3 separate regions of the Homo sapiens genome follow, and all the other regions are linked to region 1. Evidence: chromatin contacts called from ENCODE Hi-C or POLR2A ChIA-PET data. All regions are on one chromosome and are shown on one strand. Each heading gives the region's core, a stretch centred on a gene start or an enhancer-like site at or near the end of the contact. The rest is flanking DNA. Distances are from core to core; before and after follow the strand shown. Region 1 overlaps NFATC2 (nuclear factor of activated T cells 2). Region 2 holds the start of NFATC2 (nuclear factor of activated T cells 2). Region 3 overlaps NFATC2 (nuclear factor of activated T cells 2).

Evidence for each region. A loop is a pair of places that touch in the nucleus more often than their neighbours do. ChIA-PET counts read pairs that join two places held with the same protein, here RNA polymerase II (POLR2A). Pooled maps may share reads with other maps.
Region 2: a map of GM12878 shows a loop between it and region 1 (4-fold over the local background). The contact joins the promoter of NFATC2 here to the enhancer-like site in region 1. A Hi-C loop is called at or near these places in 15 of 168 maps with a recorded cell type or tissue (B cell, CD4-positive, alpha-beta T cell, CD4-positive, alpha-beta memory T cell and 12 more), 25 of 37 single-sample maps with no recorded cell type and 19 of 50 pooled maps. POLR2A ChIA-PET finds 5 or more read pairs at or near these places in 20 of 52 experiments (CD4-positive, alpha-beta T cell, CD4-positive, alpha-beta memory T cell, CD8-positive, alpha-beta T cell and 12 more).
Region 3: a pooled map shows a loop between it and region 1 (8-fold over the local background). The contact joins two enhancer-like sites. A Hi-C loop is called at or near these places in 9 of 168 maps with a recorded cell type or tissue (B cell, Calu3, IMR-90 and 6 more), 26 of 37 single-sample maps with no recorded cell type and 19 of 50 pooled maps. POLR2A ChIA-PET finds 5 or more read pairs at or near these places in 17 of 52 experiments (CD4-positive, alpha-beta T cell, CD4-positive, alpha-beta memory T cell, H1 and 11 more).

The regions. Positions count from the first base shown.
Region 1 is chr20:51,479,681-51,483,031 of GRCh38, forward strand. The region is part of intron 3 of NFATC2 (nuclear factor of activated T cells 2); the gene reads right to left. Among named protein-coding and RNA genes, the nearest start is that of MIR3194, 28 kb to the left of the region's middle. Within about 2 kb of position 1,776, at least 6 of the 41 ENCODE cell types and tissues checked have a DNase peak (open chromatin) inside an H3K27ac peak, as active enhancers do; they include CD4-positive, alpha-beta T cell, CD8-positive, alpha-beta T cell, GM12878 and 2 more, where a contact is called at or near this core.
Region 2 is chr20:51,541,093-51,544,443 of GRCh38, forward strand. NFATC2 (nuclear factor of activated T cells 2) reads right to left here and starts at 1,627. Exons shown (of 11, transcript NM_012340.5): 1 at 1,278-1,627. The coding sequence starts at 1,407. RefSeq lists an enhancer at 1-597 and silencers at 1,362-1,471, 1,482-1,641.
Region 3 is chr20:51,524,467-51,527,817 of GRCh38, forward strand. The region is part of intron 1 of NFATC2 (nuclear factor of activated T cells 2); the gene reads right to left. Among named protein-coding and RNA genes, the nearest start is that of NFATC2, 17 kb to the right of the region's middle. Within about 2 kb of position 1,510, at least 7 of the 41 ENCODE cell types and tissues checked have a DNase peak (open chromatin) inside an H3K27ac peak, as active enhancers do; they include CD4-positive, alpha-beta T cell and OCI-LY7, where a contact is called at or near this core.

The DNA of each region.
Region 1 (3,351 bases), core at 526-3,025:
ACACACCACACTTGATGTTTTACACATCTCACAACAATTCCACGTAAGATGGGCTCACTGCTACCCACATTTTACAGGTGAGGAAACTGAGGCTGCTAAGGTCTGGCAACTTGTCCCAGTCAACACAGTGAGCATAGGGCAGAGCCAGGCTCCAAACTCCAGCCTCTCAGGCTCCGAACCCACCCGCTTCCCTGCCACCCTCTCTCTGTCCTCAGCGCTTGGTGGATTCCACTCTGCTCTCTGATTACTACAGGTCAGAAAGGGCAGGTCCTCAAAGGCAAAATAAGCAAGTGCTAAGGTGCAACATCAAGAATGTGCTTCCTGGGGCCAGGCGCGGTGGCTCGTGCCTGTAATCCCAGCACTTTGGGAGGCTGAGGTGGGCAGATCACTTGACGTCAGGAGTTCAAGACCAGCCCGGGCAACATGGTGAAACCCCGTCTCTGTGAAAAATACAAAAATTAGCCAGGTATGGTGGCACGTGCCTGTAATCCCAGCTACTCAGGAGACCAAGGCAGGAGAATCACTTGAACCCGGGGGTTGGAGGTGGCAGTGAGCCGATATTGCACCACTGCACTCCCGCCTGGGTCACAAAGCAAGACTCTGTCTCAAAAAAAATAGAATGTGCTTCCTGCCGCACAGGAGAGAGAGTGGGGCAGGAAGGAGGGAGAAAAGAAGGGGCACAGAGGGAGATGGAGGGAGAGAAACAAACAGCAACCTAAACAAACAAAAACGGTAGTTCCTTGAGAGAAAAACCTCTTTAGGAAAGCCAAGAATGGCCTCTCTGAGTTGAAGAGCAGCCTCTGGGTTGAGCTGGGCTGGCTTATACAATGTGAGCAGATAGAATCCACCTGGCACTGGTGAGGGTCCCTTCCCCGCCTCCCCGGGTAACACCAGAAAGCAGTGTGGTATAGCTGAAAGCACAAAGTTTTTCACTTTGGGTCAGACATATCTGAATTTCGATGCCAGCTCTGCTTCTTGATGGCTGTGTGACTGTGAGCAATCGCTCCACCCCTGAGTTTCCATATGCTCAGATAAAAAGGAGACATCACCCCCCACCCTGCAGGCCTCTTCTGAAAGGCGAAATAAGGTGACCTTTGTTGGGCACCAAAGCACAGCACACGGTAGGTACCCATGAAACGAGAACTTTCCTTGTCATCGGAGGATGACGCAAATCGAAACAGGGAGGTGATATTACAGAACTGAATGGAAGGGTGAAGAATGAATGTGAACAAAGTGAGAACCAACGTGAAGGCCTCCCATATGGGAAAGCCCAGGCACTAATTGCAGTCTTCTCAGTGGGCTGGCTCAACAGTTGCCGGCTTGGAGTGTCAGAGGAAAGAGGGGCCAGGTGAAGAAACCTCACCATCTTTCATGAAAGGAATACTTCCCGTCCACCCTCCATCCTCCCCTCCTACAAAAGGTACAGAATGTGCCCAGAATCCCAACTGCTCAGCTGCCTCATTCTGGAAGAGCCTTCCTCGCCAGGTCCCTGGAGGTTTGATGAGAAGAACAGATAGCCATTTACTTGCTTCTCCAAAAACTCAGTGATTTGGGTTTTGCAAATAGAACTTGATGTTTTGAGATGACATGATCTACCCTTCAGGTTCCAAACTCCCCACCATCCCCATTTTCGGGAGACCTCGGTCAGGAGGCTTTGGGGCGGCCTTTTCAGGCTTCTCCAAAGGTGAGGTCTTCTCGGTGGCCTGGACCAGCCGGATCACACTCCAGGCACAGCAGACACATTCTGCAATACAGGAGCTCCACGTCACTGGCCTCCCGAGCAAAGGAAACGCCACTTCCTGCAGCCAAGGTGAGAGCGAAAGTTTTCTGCTTCTTGTAATTTCCCAGGCAGTTGAAAAGGTTCCAGGAAGAAGCAGTGCTTCTAGTGCACACCGTGAAGGGCTGAATGCACGGGAGGGGAGTGTCTGTGGCGTCTGCGGGGGTGGGGGCCCAGGCTGCAGCTTGGTGCGACTTCCATCCACCAACCTTCCCATCAAAGGGACCCAAGAAGCCAACTGCAGGCTTGGGGGCATCATTCTATTAATAATCCACTCTGTCCCCTTGTCAACTCAGCTACTTGAAAAACCGGATCTGAGGAATGACGTGTGATTTAGACATCCCGCCACAGTTAGCTATATAAATGACGCCATCCAACCTCATCACAAGGAAAACTTTGCACCCTCCATAGGTGAAGACCTTTCTACACAGTGTATTGGGATCGCTTGCAAACATAGCTAATGTAATCTCCATAACAATGCTCAGAGAAGAGCAGTGTTATCCCATTTTTAGATGAGAACGGTGAGGCTCAACCAGGTTAACTAACTTGCTCACTATCCTACAGGTCATAAGTGATCAGGTGGCAACAGCCTCCACTGGCCCTGTTTGTTTCTTCTGTTGTATGGCTGATTCCTGATTCAGAAAAAGGCAAAATCCCCCCACCCCCAGCCCCCCAAGTCTGGCCTATGCATTTTAAGACAGGCAAATCCACCCCACCAGCTCAGCAATAAGAACCCAGAGACACACAAACATGGCCTCCACGTGTCAAAGACCCTCAGCGTCAAAGAGAAAGTTATTCAGACTCACCCCTGCCTGCCACCAAATTCAAGATCTGCCTATTTTTAGTGGCAACTTAACTGTCCTGATACAAAGATAAAAAGGCATCAATATCTGTTGATTCTTGCTGTTCCTTTTTTTTTTTGGTGTAAAGTACTAAGAGCTCACTCATTGCAGGAAAAAATAGACAAGATAAATCACAAAAAGAATACCCCTTGAAAATAAGTAAGCATTTGAGTGTACATCCTTCCAAACTTTTCTTTCATTCCAAACTGTTTTATTATTCATTTTATTTTTCCTCTTAATTGACAAATAACAATTTTATATATTTATGGGGTACAATATGTGATGCTTTAATATGTGTTTACATTGTGGAATGATTAAATCAAGCTAATTAACACATCCATCACCTCACATACTTATTGTTTGGTGGTAAAAACACTTCAGATCTACTCTTAGCACTTTTGAAATATAGACAATGATTATTTACTATAGTCACCATTCTGTACAAGAGATCACTAAAGCTTATCCCCCTAACTGAAGTTATCTACGCTTTCAGACTTTTCTTCCAGGCACACAGATCAACATATTGGCATTCGAGTTTATGTACTGTCTCCATTGACTAAGATGGTCATGTCCTCTTGTCATTGAATCTTGCTTTATGAGAATCTCAAAGAACTACATGGCACATCCCAGGGTTCGGACTAGCCCAAGGCCAGTGAGGTCCCCAGGACACGCGATCTGAGGGGGCATTCACTATCAAGGTCCAGCAAATGCAAGGTGGGCTCCTGAGAGTGA
Region 2 (3,351 bases), core at 377-2,876, 61 kb after region 1:
CCCAAAGCTAAAGCAAACCCCTCACCTAACGTGGCCAGAGAGGACACCGATGGAAGCGAAAACTTCATTATCTGCCTAACACAGTGTTTGTGGGAAACATCAGGCCACCAAGCCTCCTTGACAGGCTTCCTCCACGAGCCAGTCAGCACAAGCCCTTCCTACACACTAGATGGAGGCAAGCCCAGAGTGCGTCTGGAAGCTACTAACAGGCCTGCCACTGAGCCTTCAACAAGCATTGGCTGGGCTGGGCTGGGCTGTCAAAATCAGGAAGCCTGGTTGGGTTTTTTGTTTTTTCCAAGACAACCTGCTAACCAGAAATACACAGTGAGGTTGGGCGTGTGGCCGCTTCCCCCTCCTCCTCCTCCTCCCTCTAACGAATGCTCCTGTTAAACACGTGAAGTGACAGATAAGCATTGGGCCCAGCCCGGGGAAGTCCCCAGCCCCCAGCAACTGAGGGCAGTTGGAGGCACAGAGTGACAAAGTTCAGGCAGAAAGAGCCTGTGTCCTTCTGAATCCATGCTGCAGCTGCCCCTCACCCTACCCCATCCCACCACATCCATTAGGACTAAGCGTAGAAGATCACTTAATATAGCTCAGACCAATCCTCTTGTGAGTGGTAAGTGATGGGTTCAGCAGCAGAACCCAGGGAGGAAATGGGCCGGCCTTATAATACCAAAGGTTTTAACCCTCTCCAGCATCAGACAGACAACCTCTTCCTCAGTTTCAACACAAAGTCCCCGTCAACCACTGCTCACAGGAGGTGATGGGAGCTGCGTGGCCTCACTTCAGTGCCTGGAGGGAAGGAGCGGCCTCCTACCCTTGATAACTGGGTTCAGCTGCACCCCCCTTCCTTCTTTTTTTGGCAACTCCTCCCTGCTAACTCCATTCTTCGCTTCCTCACCTCCTCCCTCCAAAGGCACAGAAATCATGTCCCTTGCCCTTTGACAGCCCAGTCCCAGGCAAGAGGCCAGCAGACAGCACCCGCCCCCCAGCCTTGGGACCTGCCTGCCACCTTTTGTTTTGCTGAGAGTGACCCTCAGGGAGCAGTCATGAGCAACCAGAAACTGGTGCCCCTAAGGGGCAAGAGGGAGCCGACCGCCCCCTAAGGGTGGCAGGGGCCACTGACGCCTCCCCTCCCTGGCACCTGGGTAGGGGCACCCTCCCTCCAGGCCCCTTAGGAAGGGGGACGGCTGGAGCCAAGAGGACTCCTGTGCCCAGTCCCCAGGCCTGAGCCCCTGGCGGGCTCAGGGGCCAGGCCAGGGGTAGCCTCCACCGACCTTCGTTCGGATTCAAATACTCATAGTCGAAGAGGATGGAGAAGTCAAGCTCGTCTTGGGGGCTGCCCCCAGGCTCGTGGCCTGGGGCGTCCCCGCCGTCGGGTTGGGGCTGCCGCTCGGGGGCGTTCATGGCGCGCAGGGCGGGAAGGCTGCGGGGCCGGGGGCGAGGGCGGGCGCGGCTGGCTCTGGGACCCCTCGCAGTGGGGCTGGCGGAGGCGGCTCGAGCGGCGGGGTCCCTTTCCTCGTAGGGACGCACGCCGGGTCCGGGGACGGCGCGCCTGGCGCAGCGGGTCCTGGACGCGCCCGGGGAAGCTGAGCGGCGGCGGCGACGGCGGCGCGAGCTTCCTGCTCCGGAGGCACCTGTTGCAGCCCGGGGAGGCGGGGGGGGGGGGGGCGTGGAGGCGGGGACAGGGCGGCCAGGCCGGCGGGGGCGGGGCCGCCACCAGGGGACCGGAGGGGAGGGGCGCGCGGCCTGGGCTGGCCGGTGCCGGGAGGAAGGAGGCTGTCCGCGGACCTGACCACACTGTCCCGGGCCACCGCTGGGCGCTGGGGCGGCCGCTGTCTCCCACCCTCCACGGGTGAGTGCGACACGCGCTGCGCGAACCAGGGTCTAGACAAGAAAGCTGCCGCCACTAGGACTTTTGCCCTAAGGGACCCACTGGCCCCACACTTTTTCCTGCTTTTCTTCTCCATGGGGTGGAAGGGGGTATCCACCCCCTTCTATTGCAGACCCGTGTCTCCAGGCGTCTCCGTGTGCCCACGGGGGCGGCATGATTTTCACAGTACTTCAGACACCTGCATGGCCCTGAACTCAACTCCCCAGCGCCTAGGAAGGAATCGGACTGACAGCACTAGTCCCCCCCGTTACAGCTATGCCTCCTGGCCACCTACCACGTGCCAGGTGCTGGGCACCCAGCCGGAGCCAGACACTGTTGCCCTCGGAAGCTCAGGCTCTGGTAGTGGGAGAGGCCTGAAGGAGAGAAACAGGACAAAAAGCATCTGCTTATGGGGCCAGGAGAGAACTCACCAGGGTATGGGATAAAGGTTGGGGTGGCTTTAGTCCCTTGGGTGGTCAAGGAGGACCTCTCTGAGGAGGTGACATTTGAAGAAACCTGATTGATGAGGCGATCTTGGGGAAGTGTGTTCTGGCAGTGAGAACCAAAACACAGAGCCAGAGCTCGAAGGGGCTGGGTGTGCTGGAGGGAGAACGAGGAGTACAGTTCTGATGGGGCGGTTGGCAAGTGACAAACACGCCTGGCTGCTTGTTTAAAGCATGATTCCCAGGCCCCTCCCTGGAGCTTCTGATTCCATAAGTCTGAATACAGACTCGTGAATGTGTATTTTTAATTAAGCACCCAACGTGAGCATTAATGAACAGGTACATTTGGCAAACACTGCATAAGGACCCAGTAACTAAAGAACACCCTCCAATAAAACTCTGCCAGGGGGCTCCACCAACTTAGCTGAAGTTGGAAACAGACTCACAGAGGTAGAAAAGATCAAAACAGTGGTCTTCAACCCTTCCCACATATTAGAATCACCTGGGACACCTTTTTAAACTCCCGTGCTGGGCTGCAATCCAAACCCACTGAAGCAGAATTCCTAATTTTTTTTTTTTTTTTTTTTTTTTTTTTTGGAGACGGAGTCTCGCTCTGTCGCCCAGGCTGGAGTGCAGTGGCGCGATCTTGGCTCATTGCAAGCTCTGCCTTCTGGGTTCACGCCATTCTCCTGCCTCAGCCTCCCGAGTAGCTGGGACTACAGGCGCCAGCCACCATGCCTGGCTACTTTTTTGTATTTTTAGTAGAGATGGGGTTTCACTGTGTTAGCCAGGAAGGTCTTGATCTCCTGACCTCGTGATCCACCCGCCTCGGCCTCCCCAAGTGCTGGGATTACAGGTGTGAGCCACCACGCCCGGCCTGAAAATTTTTTTAAACTTCAGATGAATCTAAGGTGCAGCCAGTGTTGAGGATGAGAAGATTAGACGGGAGAGGTCTTAAGATCCTCGTGAGAACCACAGCTTGACCTCAAGTGATTCGAATCCTTCCCCATGTGCCAGGAGGAATTGAGGACACGC
Region 3 (3,351 bases), core at 260-2,759, 45 kb after region 1:
CCCTGCTACATGACACCCTCAGACCCTCCCTCCTGCCTGAGTGATTTTGCTTCAACGCTGGTCACGACCCATTAGACGGATCCCCTAACCCGTCTGCGCGGTAGGTCATGACCCCTAGTTTGAAAAGCACCTATCTAGGGCCTATGGCAGCACTCTACACACATGACGTGGACGCAGGACACAGAGGGAGGCTGCGCAGACTCTGCAGCCCACAGTGCCCTGGGCTTCAATCCCAGATTTCACACCAAGTACAAGAAGTGGCTTCATTCAGATCCAGGGCTCCTGACTCATGTCTCATCTGTGTCATTTTACAAATGAGGAAACTGAGGCCCAGAGCGGGGAAAAGGCCCACCGAAAGATACGGAATTAGCAGGCTTAAAAATACCACAGGCAAGCCACTTGCCCCCCAACAGGCAGGGTCACTGCTACAGAGGTTACCTGACACCCAAACTATTAGACCCAATGGATGCAGGCCGGGCGTGGTGGCTCACACCTGGAATCCCGGCACTTCGGGAGGCTGAGGCGGGCAGATCACTTGCGGTCAGGAGTTTGAGACCAGCCCGGCCAACATGGTGAAACCCCATCTCTACTAAAAATACAAAAATTAGCCAGGCGTGGTGGCACAGGCCTGTAATCCCAGCTACTCAGGAGGCTGAGGCACAAGAATCGCTTAAAACCAGGAGGCGGAGGTTTCAATGAGCCAAGACTGTGCCACTGCATGCCGGCCTGGGTGATAGAGTGAGACTCTGTCTCAAAAATAAAATAAAATACACTAAAATAAAGATAAAACCAATGACTGCAAAATGACCTAACTTCCTCTTTTAGCGGCTGCCTAGCCCGGGCTCCTGCTGCCACCTCGAAAGGCCCTACCGCTGCAGAATGCTGTTCAAGTAGAATGTTCTATGTCAGCCACCCAAGGACACTGCCACCCATCACCTCACACTGTCATTTAATTCTCAGCCTGACCCTCTTCTAGCAGACACCCTGCCTCACTGCATCCTGTACAGGTCCAGGCACGTGGGGCTGCTTGGGAAATTCCCACGGAGTTAGTGCCACCCACCCACCCCTCACAGCAACTCCACCTCCAAGGCCCCCCACCTCATCAGAGGCTCCTCCAACCTCCCCGCCAGCTCATGGGGCGGCCTGGACTCCTTACTCTGATGCCTCACATCTGATCCATCATCAGCCCTGACTGCTCCACTGTCAGAACAGAAACTAGATTCCCAGGTCTCCCCATTCCATCGCATCCACCCTGGTCCAAGCCGCCGTCCTCTCCCATGGGGACTACTGCAGTCATCTCCTCCCTGGCCTCCCCACTTCCTCTGTGGCTCTGTCAGTCTGTTTGTCACGCAGCAGCCTTTAAAATGTCCATTCTCAAAACCTACTATAAAGGCTTCTGGACACTTTAGATGGAACCTAAAGTCACTAACGCAGCATGTGCCCCGGCCTGCCACCCACCCCCACCACTCCCCACTTCTCCCCAAGCTGAGTCAGCAACAACCCCTCCAACCTCTTCGCCGTACTTAAGCAGCTCCTGCCTCAGACGCCTTGGGTTCCCTCTGCCTGGAAACCCTCCCCGCGAGATCCTCCCACTTCCCCTGGTTCCTTCCTGCATCTGCTCAGCCCGCACCTCCTGAGATCGACCCATCAAAAAGATCCCCTCCTTCCCTTTTCCCTGCCATCTTTTCTCCACTGACGCCTGCTAACAGCTCCCGTCGCACCAGGTATCTGTTTAGGGAATCTCATTCTGCCAAACCAGGTGCAGGCAAACCACAGCCCATGGGCCAAATGCGGCCCATGGGTTGTGTTTGTAAATAGTTTTATGACAACACAGCCAGCCTATTTATTGACACAGGGTGAACAAAGCAAGCTACAGCTTGCTCCTATACTACAACAGCAGAGTTGGTAGTCTGGGAACCGAATGGCCCCCAAAGCCTGAAATATTTACTCCTTGGCCCTTTAGAGAATTTTACAACCCCACACTCGACCCAGAGCTCCGTCAGTGTTGGGCCCGTGTCACTGTGGCCCAGCATTGTCTGCCAAGCACCTACCACAGGGCCTGGCACTTGCAAGCCCCCATAAACATTTGCCGAGTGGCTGAGAGAATAAGTAAATATAAGAACCATGTCCGGGGCCTGCCAGCCAGAAACAAGCCCTCTTCCTGCTTTGGGGGACCCCAGGTGGCCACCCCAGTGAGCCTCAGCCTCCTTGTTCCCTTTCTGGGCTATCCTAGAGGAAATACTGTCCAGTTTAGCCAAGCTGATCTCTTAGGGTCCATATGGTACCCCTACTTCCAAAATGGCTCCCCACAGCTCTTAGGTAAAAATAAATGACCCCCGCCAGGCAGCCTGGCTGGGCCCTGCCTGTGCATCTACCCTCGCCTGCATTCACTCTCTCCCCTCCCTCTCTCTGAACTCCAGCCAAAGGGGAGTGTGGTGATTTTTGTTTTGTTTTTGAGGTCTTACTCAGCTGCCCAGGTTGAAGTGCTGTGGCGCAATAATAGCTCACTGCAGCCTCCACCTCCCAGGCTCAAGCAATCCTCCCACCTCAGCCTCCCAAGTAGCTGGGACTACCAGTGCACACCACCGGGCTCAGCTAATTTTTTTTTATTTTTAGTAGACAGGAGGTCTCACTATGTTGCCCAGGCTAGTCTCCAACTCCTGAGCTCAAGTGATCCTCCCACCTCAGCCTCCCAAAGTGTTGTGATTACAGACGAGAACAACCGTGTCTGGCAAAGGGGAGTTTTTAAAAGCATCAAGCTCCTTCCTGCCCCGGGACCTTGGTACTTGCTGCTCCCCCTGCCTCAACAGCTCCTCCCCTACCCACTGCCAGGCCCCCTTCTCCACAGGACTAAAGCCCATTCATGCCCATGAGCTGGGCTTAAGTACTGCATGCTTCTAGAAGGACCCCTGACCACTTGACTAGCTCAGGCCCCACTCACAGGCCCCTGCTGTGTTCTGTGCACATCTCACCATAACGACTGAGGAACTGTGGAGTGCTCCGTTTCCCTCGACCTCCAGTCTGCCCTTCCCTCGACCTCGAGATCCACCCCCACCAATCAGCAAATGCCATGAGGACTCTTGCTCCGCCATGCCCCTAAGCACTTGGAATGGTCCTGCCACTAAACAGGCCCTCAGAAAGGATGTGTTGGCTGAATGAATGAGGCAAGTTCAGAAAAGTCTACCTGGAATAAACTATTACTCAAAGATGCTAATATCCAAACCAAAAGATAGAAGGCTATAACTCTAGAGAGGGTCATTTTGTAATATCCATGAAAATTCCAAACACACGTGCCCCCGGAACCACATGTGCCCTCGGAACCAAGCAATGCTACTTTTAGAAATTCATCCT